Regions from separate parts of the Mus musculus genome. Here region 1 is linked to region 2. The links are chromatin loops, found by intact Hi-C in ENCODE. Cell type or tissue: left cerebral cortex. All regions are shown on one strand.

Region 1 (8,000 bases), 150 kb after region 2:
TGTTTATGCATTTTTAGATCTATGAAACAAAAGATATATAGTTGTTGGTTTTATTTTTAAAAATTTATGGATGTATAGGATATGTTACATAAAGGCATTTTCTTTTGATGATGCCATATGCTTTGGCCATGGCCATGCCCTGAGACCGTCCCCTTGTCCACTTTCCTGACCCCTACTAATCTGTTTCCTTCTCCCAGGCTTATTTCTGTCTTCGTGTTTTATGCATATATATCTGTCTGTATAGATGGAAATCATTTTATGATTTTATACACCTGTATAAAATCTAGACTTGAAGAATGAGAGAAAGCATGAACCTGGGTAATTTTCCATAGTGTGATGATCTCCAGCTATATCCATTTTCCAGTAATTGATATAATTTCATTGTTCCTCTCTCTCTCTCTCTCTCTCTCTCTCTCTCTCTGTGTGTGTGTGTGTGTGTGTGTGTGTGCATGTGTGTATGTGTGTGTGTGTGTGTGTGTGTGTGTGTGTGTGTATGTATGTATGTATGTATGTATGTATGTGTGTGTGAGTATGTCTATGTATTGCTTCCCTTATCCATGTCTTTGCCGACTGACAGGTTAGCCAATTATATAATTTGTCTATTGTGAGTAAACATGGATATGCAGCTAGCTCTGCAGTGTGATATGCAGCTAGCTCTGCAGTGTGATATGCAGCTAGCTCTGCAGTGTGATATGCAGCTAGCTCTGCAGTGTGATATGCAGCTAGCTCTGCAGTGTGATATGCAGCTAGCTCTGCAGTGTGACGGCTTGGAGTCTTTCTGGTGCGTGCCTCTGAGTGGTATAGCTGGGTTACATGATAGTTCTTGTTTTAGGTTTTGAGGGATCTCCATACTAACTAGCATAGTGGTTGAACTACGTTGCCATCCTGTTGGGAGTGTATAAGGCTCCTCCCCTTACTCGTTCTCACCAGAGTTACTTGTGCTGCTTAATGATACCAATCCTTTCTGGAACGGTATGGAATTTCAATGTAGTTTAAATTAGCATTTCTCTGATGGCTAAGAATAGTGAACATTTTTTTGTATGCTTAATGGCAATGTACACTTTATCTTTTAAGAATTTTCTATTTTATTAGCTCATTCTATTTGTTTGTTTATCTCTTATTACATCCTGAGAGAAGTTCTTCCTCCCTCCCCTCTTGCAGTCTCTCCTTTCCCCCTCTCCTTTCCTCCAGATATCTCCTCCACCCTTGCCTCTCCTCAGAAAAGAGCAGGCCTCCTAGGGACATCAACCAAACACAACATAACAAACAACAATAAGACCAAGCACATTCCATCATATCAAGGCTGAGCAAGGCAACCCAGCAGGGAGAACAGATGCCACAGGCACTCAAAACAAGTCAGTGAAAGCCCCAGCTCCCACTCTACAGATTTCCACAAGAACACCAAGTAGCTATTCAGACATAACACATATGTAGAGGACCTAGGTCAGACCTCTTCAAGTTCCCTGAGTCCTGGTCAGTTGATTCTGTGGACTATGTTCTCATGGTGTGTCTATTTATTTTTATCTTTTTTAAAAAAAGGGTATATTTTTATTTTATGTTCATGGATGTACTACTTGCATATCTTGTGCCTGTGGAGGCCACAAATGGGCATGATATCCCTTGGAACAGGAGTTATGGATGAATGTGATTCACTATGTAGATGCTGAGAAGTAACCCTAAGCTCTCTGAAAGAGCAGTCAGTGCTCCTAACTGCTAAGTCATCTCTCCTTATTAGACCATTTTTTGATTGTAAGCCTAGCCTTTAATGGCTGAGACATCTCTCCAGCCCATATTAGCCCATTTTTTGACTGGCTTCTGCTTTTTTTTTTTTTTCTTTTTCTTTTTCTGTTCTTGGTATTTAGTTTTTTGAATTCTTTATATATTCTAGCTAGTAACCTTCTGTTGTGTGTAAGCTAGCTAAGACTTTCTATCACTCCGTAGGATGTCTTTTCACTCACCTGTGGTTTCCTTTGCTGTGTGGAAGCTTTGAATTTCCACCTATCCTGTTTGCTACTTCTAGGCTTTATTCCCAGAGTTATTGGAATCCAATTCAGAAAGTCCTTGCTTATGCTCATACCTTGGAGAATTTCTATTTCATTTTTCTAACATGGATTCATACATTGGGGTCTTTCTTTATCAACTTTGAATTGATTTTTGCCCAAGCAACATGGTTGTATGAAAAAAATAGGTTATGCTCTGTTTTTCTTCAAGGGCCTATCCAGCTTTTGCAGCACTTCATACTGATGAGGCTGTTTTTTTCTCAAGGATATTTTTGGCTTCTTTGCCAAAAATTAGGTGGCTGTGGCCATGTAGATGTTTGTCTTCTCTTCTTTTGGTCTACTTGGCTGTTTCATTATAGAGCCATGTTGGGTTTTGTTACTACTGTATGTTGATAATTCCACTATCATTCTTTCGCTTTGGGATTGCTCTGGCTATTCAAAGTCCTTTCTGCTTCCATATGAATTTTAGAAACTAGTTTTTCCTCTATTTTTTTTTCTGAAGAATATTACTGGAACTTGGATGAGGATTGCCTTCAATTCGTAGGTCGCTTTTGATAATTTTCACATTATTAATTCTGCTGATCCATCAGCTTGAGCACTCCTTGTATTTTCTAGTGTCTTGTGCTTTCAGTATTCTAATATTCATTGTCAATAGCTTCCATTTCCCTGGTTAAGTTTATTTCTAGCATTTCCTGAAGCTATTGTAAGTAGGACTACTTTCCTGATTTCTTCTTCAGTATTTTTTAAAATTGGTATCAAAAAGTCCATTAACTCAAAAATGACTAAAGAATTTGTTGGTAGCAGCATTTTTCTGGAATAACGAGGAAAGTTAACTTGTGGCATTGTTCAGTGTGATCTTTTAAAAGATTCTAAGTATGAATTGTCTCAATATCTACTTTATACAGCGATCGGTATAGATGCCAAAATTCATACAGTCAGAGAGACAAAGCGATATTTGGATACTTGGATAGATATGAGCCAAAGAACCTCTGTGCCTAATAGTTGAGCAAGGGGCAGAAAGCTTAGCACTCAGAAGTACAAAGCTATAGGGACCTTGAGGACTCAGTGTAAGCAGGCACATCATGCAAAAGCTAGCGCCTGAGAGAGCATCCCAGAGCATGAAATACAGTATCTAGATGCACAGTCCTAAGGATTTCGACAGTCTCTCCACCACTGTACTTCTTAGGCTGGTGAAACATCTTACCTTTCCCCAGCAAGAACATGTACTTGTGCTATGCTCTATGCTAGAATGCTGCAGAAATGTCTTCCTCCCTAACTGGGAGCAGGTGCTCTACTCAGAAGTAACTCTTACCCTCTTACCTCTGCTTCTAGCTGCCAGGTCAATTACTAGAGTTAAATCTTTTTAAAAAATTAAATTAAATTCAAAACAAAAAACTGTCAGGGAACACTTCGGATCTAACTAGGATGAAAAAAAAAACACCCTATAACAAAGAATTACACAAATGTATTGGTCTATGCTTGGAATTTGAGTTTGACGGTACTCTATCAAGTTGTAGAGAGTATAAAACTGGCCATGCAGAAACTTGTTGGCTTCATAACACTTACTTGCTGTGGAACTGAACAAATGTGAAACTTGGGCAGCTCTTTGAAAGATAAGCAAAACCCAAAACATGCAGAGAGAAATGGAAATGTCTGTATTGGTCCACCCGATGTCTGGGGTGGAGAGGGGGTAGGAAAAGGAAGGAATCAAGAGGCTGAGAGAAGTTGGCATGCTGGACACAATAGATAAGACCAGAGCCATCTAGACATTGTGTCCCAGGATCACTACTGGCCACTTCAGGGACTCTACAAACCCTAGCATGCCCCTGGCATGAATCCCTAACCACACACAGTTCTCTGGCAAGTCACGAGCTATCACATAAAACTGCAGCATGGACCCCATTTCTGCCTTTTACCTTGATGGAATGTGGGTCCCATAAATATCATCTCAGTGTCTCCACTTCCAGTTGACTGGAGCCATTCTTCTGGACACTCTCTACTGGACACTCCCCTCCAATGGATTATAAAATACTTCATGACTAGATCCCTCCCCTTAGCCTCAAGAAATGTCATCACCATTCCATAGACCTACTCCTCAGACTTTGACAGAAAGTGCAATGTTGGGCTTTTTTTTTTTTCAGTGTTGGGTTTTGAGTTGCAGCACATGCTACATTAGTAAGATAACATCCTGAATTTGCAACGTCTGTGTTGCTTGTGTCATTATTTGGCCTTTCATTGACTATTATAACCCAACTTCAGAGTAAAAGATACAGAGGATATAGTCATCTCCTATAAGAATCTGCCCATTGACACATTTCATTACCAGAGAAGTAGGTTCCCTGTCAGAAATAGTGATGTGTGGCAGATACTCAGTGGTGTGTTCAGCACTAGCATTTGACATAGAATGTCTCTGAAGGCATGCATGTCTCATCAATACAATACCAAGCAAGGCATGTGTGGTCATCAGCAATACAGGGAGCTGGTTGAACCTCTGAGAGGTGGTGTGGGTAGGGAGAAGTAGGTCACTGAGGTCATGCTTCAAACAGGAGATACAGGAACCTGTTCTGCCCTCCCCTTCTCCACTCTGACAAAAATACGTTGGGTTTAGCGCTTCATGTAAATTTGTATAACAGTAACCTTGGGAATTAATTTCAGGTTGCCTAGATACCAAAACAGCAGGGACTGAGTGATCTGCCCTTCCATGAGAGCTTCCCTCATCTCAGTCCCAGGAGGGGCTGTAGCTTTCCAACAGACCCAGACATCTCCAGGTACTCGACAGCCGTCTTTCCCAAACAATGCCCCAAACATCTGCATCTAAAACCTGAATACCAGATGATACATTCTTGATGGTTTCCACTCATAAAATAAACCTCTTGCCCAGCCAGTAAGAACAGTTGTAATAAATGAAGACAGCTCTAAGGGGGAACATACGGCGGCTGTTTTGTCAGGGCTTGCTGCATAGCCAGGAAGTTGCTAACCACTAAGGGAAGATGCGGAGGCTGACAAGGGAAGCTGAAAATCTTGGCAGTGAGGAAAGAGAGAGCTTCGCGCATGCTGGAGGAGGGCTTTGGCATCACAAAGCTGAAGGCGAGCTAAGTGGAAGCTTTGTGCTTACTGTTGGAGAGTTGTCTTGCTCTGGTTGTCCTGAGTTAGAACCTGGGCAGATATGGAGAGGTGGGCATTACAGGTAGTGTTGACTGTCCTGGGGAGCAGGCTGAAGACCTTGTGGTTTGGCTTTTCAAGCTGGTTGCTACAGAGATTGGAGGCCATTTTCTTTTGATGTATATGATCTAGCCACTGTCTGTTTAGCTATTCAGCCTTGGAGAATACGGAGTAGTGGAGGGTTTGAGGTCCCAGATACATACTTGTTTTTAAAGACTTTGTATTTTTAGTTAGTGTATTTCATTGTGGTATTTTCCAACACCATTTGCCTTCACTGATCCACTTTTCTGTTCTCCACCATTGGTGCCAGACTCTTAAGCCCTTCCCAGCTCACAGCTCTTATCTGTCTTTATCCTACCAGTGACCTTGGTCCTCTTCTCTCTCTCTCTCTCTCTCTCTCTTCCTCGGCACTTCCTTTTCTCTCTATGGCTCCCTTTCTAGTTTCATGACCCACGCTTGCACTCTAACCCGTACACACCAATACACACACACGCGCGCGCGCGCACACACACACACACACACACACACACACACACACACACACACACCTGTATACTAAACGCTAGGACCTGGAGTTGGGAGTTTAGCTCAGTGGTAGACTGATTGTCCACCAAGCACCAGGCCCTTAGGTGAGTTCCCAGCTCCAAAGGTAGGGGAAAGAGACAAAACCATGTATTCAAGGACCTGTATATGGGAGAGAACGTGGCATCTGTTTTCCTGGGTCTGGCTTTCCTTGCTTAACATAATTCAAGATTCATCCATTTTCCTGAAATTTTCATAATTTTGTTTTCTTTACATCTTGGTAAAATTCCATTGTGTATATCCATACACATCTATTCATCTGTTCATGGGTGTCTAAGCTATTCCTTGCTATTCTAAATAGACTAGAACAGCAATAAACATGGATGCACACATATCTCTGACAGAATTCTGAGCCCCTTGAGTATACAACAAGGAGTGATCTACTTAGGCGACCTCAAACCTATAAATAATCACACATTTCTGAGTATGCAGACGTGTCTGGTCCCAGCACATTTTTTTCAAGGAAGGTGTTAGAGCATAAGGAACTGTGCCCTCTCTTGCACTGAATTTTCTCATTAAAGCCTGAGAAACTGTATAGCATTCCCTCCCCAGAAGGACACTGCCTCCCTTAGAATGCTCTAAGATATTCTACAGTTTTCCCTATGAGAGAGTTCTAGTAGTTATACTAGGTAGATGTCAAGACTACTGCTAAATGTCCCAGAATTCACAAGACAGCATAACACAGCAAAACAACCAAGGTGCAGAATTCTAAGTATGTGTTACTGTAAAAATCTGTGTTGGCTCTTTAAATACATGTCTGATAAAAATTCAGCAAGGCGGTATTTACTTATATCAGCGAGTCTCAGTGGTAAACATAGCTATAAAAATTTGTGTGATGGTTTGTGTTGTAGTTTTAGTTATAAACTGGAAAGATGAACAATCCTTTAAATAACCAACAATAAGGAATGAGTTTGGGCATCTACCCAATGCCCCCTTAAAAATGATTTCACTGAAGGCTAGTTGGTGACATGAGAATGGTATATGACTACATGTCACCTTGTTCTGGGTGGTAGCGCGTTGCCCCAAATTGACGTGTTGACACCTGGTCACCAAGATGATCACGTTTAAAGGTAGAACTTATTGGGCATAACCAGCTCATGAGGGCTCTGTTCTGCCCTATTTAACAGGATTAACACCCTATGGAAGAGGCTACAGTAAAGCAATGTGAAAGTGTGGTTAGAAGCAGCCATTTGTGAATGAGAGAGCAAACCCTCAGCAGATACCAAATCTGTCAGTGACTTGACCCTTGTATGTCTCTTTGTAAGATGTTCAGTCTACGATAGTTTGCTAAAGCCTCCTGAACTGACCAAAATGGACTAAGTAACTAAGAAAAGACGGATAACTAAATACGTCTGTCCTAACAGTGGAGGGGAAATCACCTGGGCCCTACCAGTCTAGGATTCCCACGTGCCCTGTAGGTTTTTGTGCTCAAAGGAGTGCACTAGGGAAAACTGGAGTGTTAAGTACACAGGGTTGTTCCTTCAAGGAAAGGAATATAAAACATGTTTTCCTCTCAGAAGGCTGGAATGAACATGCCTTTCTAGCCTGGTGGCCTTTGTGCATTATGTGTGACTGGAGGCTTTCATGTTGCTGGACCTCCCCCAGACCCTTCTCATAAACTTGGTTTTCTTAGCCAATCTAGAACCTATCTCTATGGAAGATGTCACATGTCCTTCACAAAGAGTTTTGATGTCCTCACATCTGATCTGTATTTAGCTTATTTTGTTCTAAAAGAGATTTAGGTGTGCTTTGTTGTGCACCCAGGATTGGGTTAGTCATCACTAGGTAAGGATTAGCAGAACAAAAACTATTATTCCCGTTGCTGTGGGTGCATAGCTGTCTGATCCTCTTCTTTGTTGTCTATAATCCCATATGGCACAGTCTTCATCCTCAGGTACTGATTCACAGATGCTCTTAGTTCATGGCTCCTCTTGCTACACAAGAAAAAACCTGGTCTTGGCTTTTCCATGTAGCTGAATGCTGGTCTTATTTCCAAATGAAGTGGACTTTCAGAAAATGGCATGAGACCTCTACCCATGAATAGTACTTGACTTTTCAAAAGCAACGCGACCAAGAAACTTTACTTGGAAAATGAAGAGAAACAGCTAGTAGCATTGGAAAATTGTGAGCTAGGCATTTCTATTTCTTGGTCCCCTCGAAGCTTTGCGTGCAGGGTCCCCGAGCACAAAGCTCTTGAGTCTGAGTTCTGTCACGACAAAGCCCGTTTCCATTCAGCTGCCCAGGGACTTTGTACTT
Region 2 (8,000 bases):
TCCCGATCACTTCTTAAAGGTCCCAACCTCCCAACCCAGCAGTCCGGTTTCAACATGGATGTTTGTGGGGACAAACTGTATTCAAGTCTAAGCCAGATCTTTGCGGTCTCCTCTTCTGAGACACACATGAATCCTGCCTTCAATTATCACCTCCATGAGAACGCGACCTCCCACGTGAGCAAGGTTTATGAGTCCCACCAGGATTCACTCACTACTTATTAGTAAACATATGAAATACCATCTGCAAATACATTTTCATCCCTTCCAAAGCTTCCGTTTCTATACTGCATGTTACTGCATCTCGTAAGAGACTTCAAAAGTAGTCAGTCACCAATTTTAAAAATAAGTGAAGAAAATGAAAAAGATGTACAATTTTCCATTTGTTTTATCTACCATTGATGAGAAATGAGAGATTTTCAGACATTGATTACTATTTGTAAATTTCTAAGACATTTGTGTGTGCGTGTGCACTTATTTATTGAATGTGTGAATATATTTGGCTAATTTACTTTGCTATATCAATAACTCAGATGCCGACTATCAGAACCACTGGCCCCTAAAGGACCCTGCCCTCATGCTGAATGAGTTCTGTCTGATTGTCTCAGAAGGGAAGAGGAACGATGCTGAGTTTAGAGATGTCTTTAGACTAACTACTATCAATGTTTGCTTAGCTCAGTGCTTCTCAGCCTTCCTAATGCTTTAATGCAGTTCCTCGTGTTATAGTGACCCCCAGCCATGAAATTATTCTGTGTCTACTTCCTAACTGTCATTTTGCTACTATTATGAATCATAATGCAAACATCTGACATGTGACTCCTAAGGGTTCTCCATCCACAGGCTGAGAACCGATGACTTAGCACGCGGTCCTCTTCTAGCAACCGTCAGCGTTTCTGGAATGCTAGATCCTATAGCGAAGGAGGCAGAGACAAGTAGACTTCTTTCTGGGTATCCACATAGTCCTCTAGATATTGGGGGCATTACCAATCACCTACTCACTAGACAGACTTTTCCGTAGGATCAATTTTATGCTAGGTACTCTCAGACATCCTTAAGATGGGGCAGTGAACAAGCCAGACAGATACCCTTCCTACCATGCAGCTTCTCATCTTAGCAGAAAGAAACAAATCAGTACACACAATACATTGATTATATAGGACTCTAACAAGAAATTGGCCCTATGGAGGACAGTAGAAGATGAGGGGCGTTAACTATGAGCACAAGGGTCAGGATAAGCAACTCATTGGTAAGTGACATTTGAGAAAAAGCAGAGAGGGAACCGAGGGAGTTAGTGATAAAGAACATTTAAGAGAAGACCTCTGGGCACAACACTGCAAAGGCCCTGTGGCCGGGGGATGAATGTTTAGCCATTGGTTAGAAAGTCCCATTGTCCAGTGTTGTGGTAGTACTTGGATTTCATCACGAATTATGAAGAAGTATTCTGATTAGAGCATCACCACAAACTCTAAAGATCACAGCTCCTGAAAATCGAAATCTGTGAGTTGCTAAAACTTCTGTCTTCTGTTTCAGGCTTCTTTTTTCTTGGCTGTTCTGATGGTGAGGTCATCCTGGCACTTGAGTTGTTGTGGAACTCCCAAACTGAAGCACTCCCTCCTAGGGCAGGGCAGAGGGGCACAAGAAGACTCAAGGAGCTAAGAAGGTGGGTCTAGGTGTGGAGGCAGGGGTCAAGGGAAAGGGGGATTGGAGGCTGGGGTTTAGGGTGGGGAGTCACTGAGTCACAGGGTTCCCAAAGCCCTTCCCTGAGGCTGAGCAGTAAGCAATTGCTAGAGAGAAGAGACTCTCCCTGGAGCTGCCTGCAAACTACAGCGAACTCCAGACACACAGCTTGCAGTCACCTGTGTAGGCTGGGTTTTCAGTGCTGCGGCTGCGGTTGTCACTCATACCCCTGTGAGTAACCTCAATAAGAAAATTGGTTCACCAACCTAAACTGGGTCATAATCCATTCCTGCCTGGAGAGAACTGAGGCTTGTTCACATCTCCCTGGGTGAAGTCTCCCAGCTGGGGCTGTTAGAAGTTTGACTAGAGAGCAAACATTTTGAATAACTGGAGAGCTTTGTGGAAAACATGGGGACAAGGAATTTATGTGTGTTAGAATGATCAAGTAGACATTGCCTTTTAGGTTGTTATGTGGAAACACACTTTGCGTGTGTTCTAATGTATGTAACAGTCTGATAAAAGGCCTTAAGGAAAACGTGGCGTGTGCTATATTAACAAAAGCAGACTCCACACGCATCCTCCAACAGCTGAAAAGCAGATTCCTGTGGTAACATCGCTGAATTATAAACACCGCCACAATAATGCTTGCAATTCTCAATGTCATCAGCTAAAATCAGAGACAATTATTGTAAATTACATTGCTAATATTTGAGAAACGGAGATCTACTGTTACCAAATCTAATTCCTGTGAATTCCAAGGGGCCCTAAGCACATTATAAGATTACACTGGGCTCCGAGCATGTCCTCATTAAGGCAGCGGCAACCACATTTTTAAAAATCACTCTCCTGGGAGGTTTGTTGACTTAATGGTGCCAGGAAGAAGGCATGTTTTGTTTTGTGTGTGTGTGTGTGTGTGTGTGTGTGTGTGTGTGTGTTTAGTGTCCATAGTGCACAGGCTTCCAAAGAGGGCTGTGGCCCAGTGACACACTGAGTCAGGGTGTGGCTGTTCAACTTTGCCACTTTGATGCAAAGTGAAGGCAGTTAGAAGCCAATGTGAAATGTGGTACCAATATTAAACAGTGTCAGTACATAACCAGACTGAAATAAAGCATTGTAAGTGATGCTGTGATAGACTCCGGATGACGATGCATTGGGTAGGAGCATCAGGAGCCTTAATGTTTAGACTAATGTTTTCTTCTTTACAACCATGGTCATTTACCTTAATTACTGTTATCAATGACTGCTGAGCACTTCCTGGGAACTGTGCACAGGGCAAAATACTTTCTGTGTGTTATTTGATCATCCTTACCAAATCCTATTAAACTGGCAGCTATTATTGACCCCATTTTACAGAGCACAGGCTGAGCTCTCTAGTGCATAGTTCTGTGGTTGAGAGGAGGGCCAAACTGGGATCTCATCCCAAGAGCTACATCGAATCGCCGTGCTATTCTGCGAGCATTGTAAAAAGATGGAAATCTGTAAGAGAAATCTCAATTCAGAATAACGACAAAGTCTCTGTATACCAGCGTCTACACAGCAGGCTGTAGCCATCAATCATCAATCAATCAATCAATCAATCAATCATCAGTCTGGAAGGGGAAGCCGGGCACATCAGCTCACATTTGTGGTCCTAGCACTAGGAAGGCAGAGGCAGGAGTTTTGGCACAAATCCAAGACCAGTCTGGTCTATTTATGTAGTTAATTCTAGGCCAGCAAGACTCTCTCTTATATTTGAAAAATAATGGAGTTTCAAAGCATTAGAATGTGACAGTTTTGTAGGACAATAATTGTATGGATCTGATATGGGGTTTATTTTCAAAACCTTTATGAAAATGATGTGATAGGAGATATTTACAATAAACACAGAGTTTTAAGTTGCAGTGGGCTGAGGTGGCATAAACACACACACACACACACACACACACACACACACACATTCCTAACTACATAACTGCAAGCCCCGGATTCTTTAATTACTTCCTTCAACCTGCCTTTCTCTCTCTTTCTCTCTCTCTCTCTCTCTCTCTCTCTCTCTCTCTCTCTCTCTCTCTCCCTCTTTCCCTCTCTCCCTCTCTCCCTCCCTCTCTCTCTCTCTCTCTCTCTCTCTCTCTCTCTCTCTCTCTCTCTGTGTGTGTTTATGTGTGTGTATTCAGGCATGCTTGTGTGGGCTTTCCAGGCAAGCCATGGTGTCAGTTTGGATGTCTAGATGACAACGTGCAGGAATCAGTTCTCTTTTTTCACCATGCGGGTGCTGGAGGTTTCAGATTTGGCAGCAAGTGACTTCATCGCTGAGTCATCTTGCCAGCCCTATTTTAGATCTTTATAGAGTACATTCTGGTAACCCAGTAAATGCATACAATGTGTACTGATGAAATCAGGGTGTCCAGAACTTCCAATTCCTAAAACGTTAATTATCTCCATGGGCTGGAGAGTCTGGATTCCATTTTCCCATTAGTTTTCAATCTACCATTGACTGCTGTAGTAAATAGTCCCTGCACTGAGCATATAGAACCCCAGAGCCAGCCATCCCTTCTGCATTTCAATGTGCTGTGGCTAACTTCTTTCCCTCCCTCCCACCTTCCAGGTCTCATGTGACCACTATTTCTCTATTCTTCAATGAGGCTAGCTGTTCAGTTTACATAAATGAGAGAGAGCCTCTAGTGTTGGTCTTTCTGCATCTGGCTTATATCACTTAACCAAATAACCTCCGGTCATACCCACACAGCTTCAATCAACAGCATTTCATTCTGTTTATGGCTGGATAAAATTCCATTATAGAACTCTCATATACCATATTCGCTTTACTCAATTGTCTGCTAATGGATACCTTGTTTGCTTTTGTTTCTTAGCCGTTGTAAGGAGTCCTGGAAGAAATACAGCAGCGTGTGCAGACCTCTTCTACACATGATTCTGTTTACTTTGGATTTATTCTCAATGGTAGGACCAGTGGCTCCCATGGATTCTGCTTTCAGCTCTGTCAGGAATCTCCTGGTGTTTTCTGCTGTGACAGTATTAGTTTATACCTCCTCCCACAGCATGTGGGAGGGCCCTTTCCTTAACATCCTCACCAGCATCATAATTTTGAATTTCCTAGAGGACTAGTGATACTGACTTTTTCTCTTGGGGAGGAATACAGGCTTTATTTAATGAGGCAAGTTTCACTGTGTAATTCAAACTCGTATGGAACTCAGTATGTAGCCCAGGCTGCCCCCAGCCTTGTGATCTTCCTTCTTGTCTCTAGAGTGGTGGGATTACCATGTATTTAAATTGAGCATTTACATGGAAATAACTGTTCAGATCTTTAAATCCTTTTCTCTTTTCTTTTCTCTTTTTTTCTTTTGAAATAGGGTCTCATATAGCACAGGCTAGGTTCAAATTGCTATGTAGCCACACATGACCCTGAACTCTCGATCCTGCCTCTACCTCTAAATGTTCATCTTACAGGTGTCTGCCTCCACACCCCGTGATTTCTTTTCTTCTCTTCTCTTTTCTTTTCTTCCTTTCTTATTTTTCTTCCTTTCTTATTTTTCTTTCTTTCTTTCTTTCTTTCTTTCTTTCTTTCTTTCTTTCTTTCTTTCTTTTTTTTTTTTGTTGAGACAGGGTTTCTCTGTATAGCCCTGGCTGTCCTGGTACTCACTTTGTAGATCAGGCTGGCCTCGAACTCAGAAATCCGCCTTCCTCTGCCTCCCGAGTGCTGGGATTAAAGGTGTGTACCACCACACCCGGTCTTGTGATTTGTTTTCTATGGTCCTTCTGATTTCTCCCCAACATCATATTTCTTATTGATTCTTCGGGAGTTTCACATCATGTACCCATCACATACCCTTGCCTGTCCTTCTATGTCTGCTCCTCTACCCTTGACCTTCCCTCTTCTCTCCTCCCCCCCCCCCCAAAAAAAAGGAGGAAGGAAGGAAACAAAACAAGCCCATTTTGTGCTATCCACCTACTCACTGAGACACGGTCAGACTCTCAGTGGCCAGCCCCCTAAAGAAAACTGGCTTCTTCCCTACCTGTGTCCTCCCCACCCCCACCCCCACCCCCACCCCCATCCACACCCCACCCCTCATCCCTACCCCCCATCTGCACCAGAAGCCATTGAATGTGGGGATCTGCACTTTAGCATCCTTATCACGATGTTTGTTTATTTTTTGGGATTTATTTATCTACGTGACTACTTTTGCTGGTATCTATATCTACGCACCATATGCATGCCTGTAGAGGTCAGGAGGCAGCACTGGACACTGTGGAACTGAACCCTGACAGTTGTAAGCCACCATGTGGGTGCCAGGAACTGACCCTGGGTCTTTTGCAAGATCAGTAAGTGCTCTTCGCCACTGGCCCATCTCTCCAGCCCCTTTACCACCCTCTTCAAAAGTTCTCCTTGGTGACTTTCTTTGTAGACTGATGGGATTTTTTTTTGGAGGGAGTGTTGAGTGAAGACGGGCTTGTCACAGAAAACGTCTCTGTTTCTCTTCCTCATTTGCGTGCCTACAGTCTTTCATACCACTGCAAAAGTAGCCTGCGGGAGCACAGATCCTGAGCTTCTACATGATTTCTGACAATAGCACTGACCCATCCAACCAGCATGGCCTCCAAGAGAAGTACGGACCATGGAGGTCTTTCAAGGAGGCACAATCCAGAGAATGAACCAGTCTTTATCTCAAACACTCGGTTGTTGCTCAGAGCCAGGATGATCACAGCAGTGGGCAGTTTGTTTGGAGGCTGAGTTTGTAGAAGCTCCAGGCTGCCGAACACCACCCTCCTGACTCTACTGGGTAATGACTCATTCCTCAGTCGACCAACCACAGCCTTCCCTCCCTCACATTTGTCACAACTGTAATGTCCCTAGTTCTAACTTCTCTCACTGAGCACACACTGTTCCATCCCTCCACTTCTCCTACCTCCCCCTCATATATCTATTTGTTGTAGTGGAATTGGAAGCTGCAGTGTGTCACATAGCACACACACACACACACACACACACACACACACACATCCCAAATAGCTTTACATGCAGATGTTCATTGTAACGAGTTGTTGGTCTGGTTTGCTGTTTATGGTTCTGACATACCATCAATACTAGATCATTGCTGAGAGTCCTTTTGGGCATCCTGCTGTTGCCCAGAGTTGTGGAGATTCCGTGGCTCTGTTTCTGTAGGACTGACTTCTCCACCTGCTCCATAAGCTCATAGGTAGATATTGGGGTGGACCAGCTCAAACAAAGTGCTGGATCCAGGCCCGGATGGCATCTGGGTTAGTTAACCCTGGCGGTCAGGCGGGCTGGTGGTCAGGCAGGCTGTTGGTCAGGTGGGCAAGCATTTTTTATGCTTAGTCCAATCTGTTTTCAGTCAGGATTGTGCTCTCTTCCATCTCCTCCTCCCTGAGAACTGCTTTGGCTAATCTGGATCTTTTGTGGTTCCAGATGAACTCTGGGAAACTTTTATTTCTGTGAGACTATTTTTGGTATCTCGGTGGGGTTAAATTAAACCTTTGTATAATTTTGGATAATATGATCATTTTCACAATATTAATTCTTCTGATCTGTAACCATGGGATATATTTTTCTTGTTGTCACACCCTTTATTCATGTAACAATACCACGTTTAGTGCACATATGCACATACCTTTCATTTCCTTAGCTAAATTTAATTCTAAACTTTTCTTTGGAATGGTATGAATATTCTATTAATCTTTTTTAAGCAAGTTATTGGTGCCTAAAATGCTACTGCTGTATCTGCGCTGATTTTGCATCCTTCGACTTCACTGGATTCATCTATCAGTTGTAACACCTTTTGTTGGCGTGTTTACCTTTTCTGTACATAAAATGATGCCAAATTGAAACTTGGATAATTTTGTTCTTTCTCTCCAATTCTGATGTACTTCATTTCTTCTCATGTAACTGAGACATTTAATACCATATTGCATGAGAACAGTGACTGTGGACATCCTTATCTTATACAGTTCTTAGAGGAAATAATTTTAGCTTTTCCTTGTTCAGAATGGTGTTGTCTGTGAATTTTTCACACCTGGCTTTTAGTATTCTCCGGTATTGTCTGTCCATGCATAACTTAAGTGGCTTTTTTTCTAAATTATGAAAGACTGTAGAATCTGACCATAGGTTCTCTTCATCTATTGGAGGCGCTCATATAGCTTTGATTCTCCATTCTCTGAATGAGATGCATTGCATTTATTGATTTACAAGTGTTAAACATTTCTTACATCTTCGGGATGAATCCCACTTGATTATTATGTATGGCCTTTTCAGAAGTGCTGTGGGATTCTGTTCGCAAGTGTTTTGTTGACATTTTTTGACTTCTTTATTCACC

The links. A loop is a pair of places that touch in the nucleus more often than their neighbours do. Peaks named below come from ENCODE experiments on the same cell type or tissue, not always from the same donor. Only the 100,000 strongest peaks of a DNase experiment are listed, where the experiment ranks them.
Region 1: a loop joins it to region 2, with 2.5 times the contacts of the local background. A loop is called at or near these places in 2 of 42 quality-filtered maps.

Annotation. Positions count from the first base shown.
Region 1 is chr12:71,688,868-71,696,867 of GRCm38, forward strand. The region is part of intron 2 of 9630002D21Rik (a long non-coding RNA gene); the gene reads left to right. Among named protein-coding and RNA genes, the nearest start is that of Gm46356, 63 kb to the left of the region's middle. In left cerebral cortex, no CTCF peak of the experiment used is centred here; DNase peaks (open chromatin) are centred at 4,993 and 6,170; H3K27ac peaks cover 488 bases.
Region 2 is chr12:71,540,583-71,548,582 of GRCm38, forward strand. It overlaps 4930404H11Rik (RIKEN cDNA 4930404H11 gene), which reads left to right and starts at 25. Exons shown (of 3, transcript NR_045941.1): 1 at 25-174; 2 at 1,528-1,657. In left cerebral cortex, no CTCF peak of the experiment used is centred here; DNase peaks (open chromatin) are centred at 3,348, 3,583, 3,963, 4,736 and 1 more place; H3K27ac peaks cover 1,121 bases.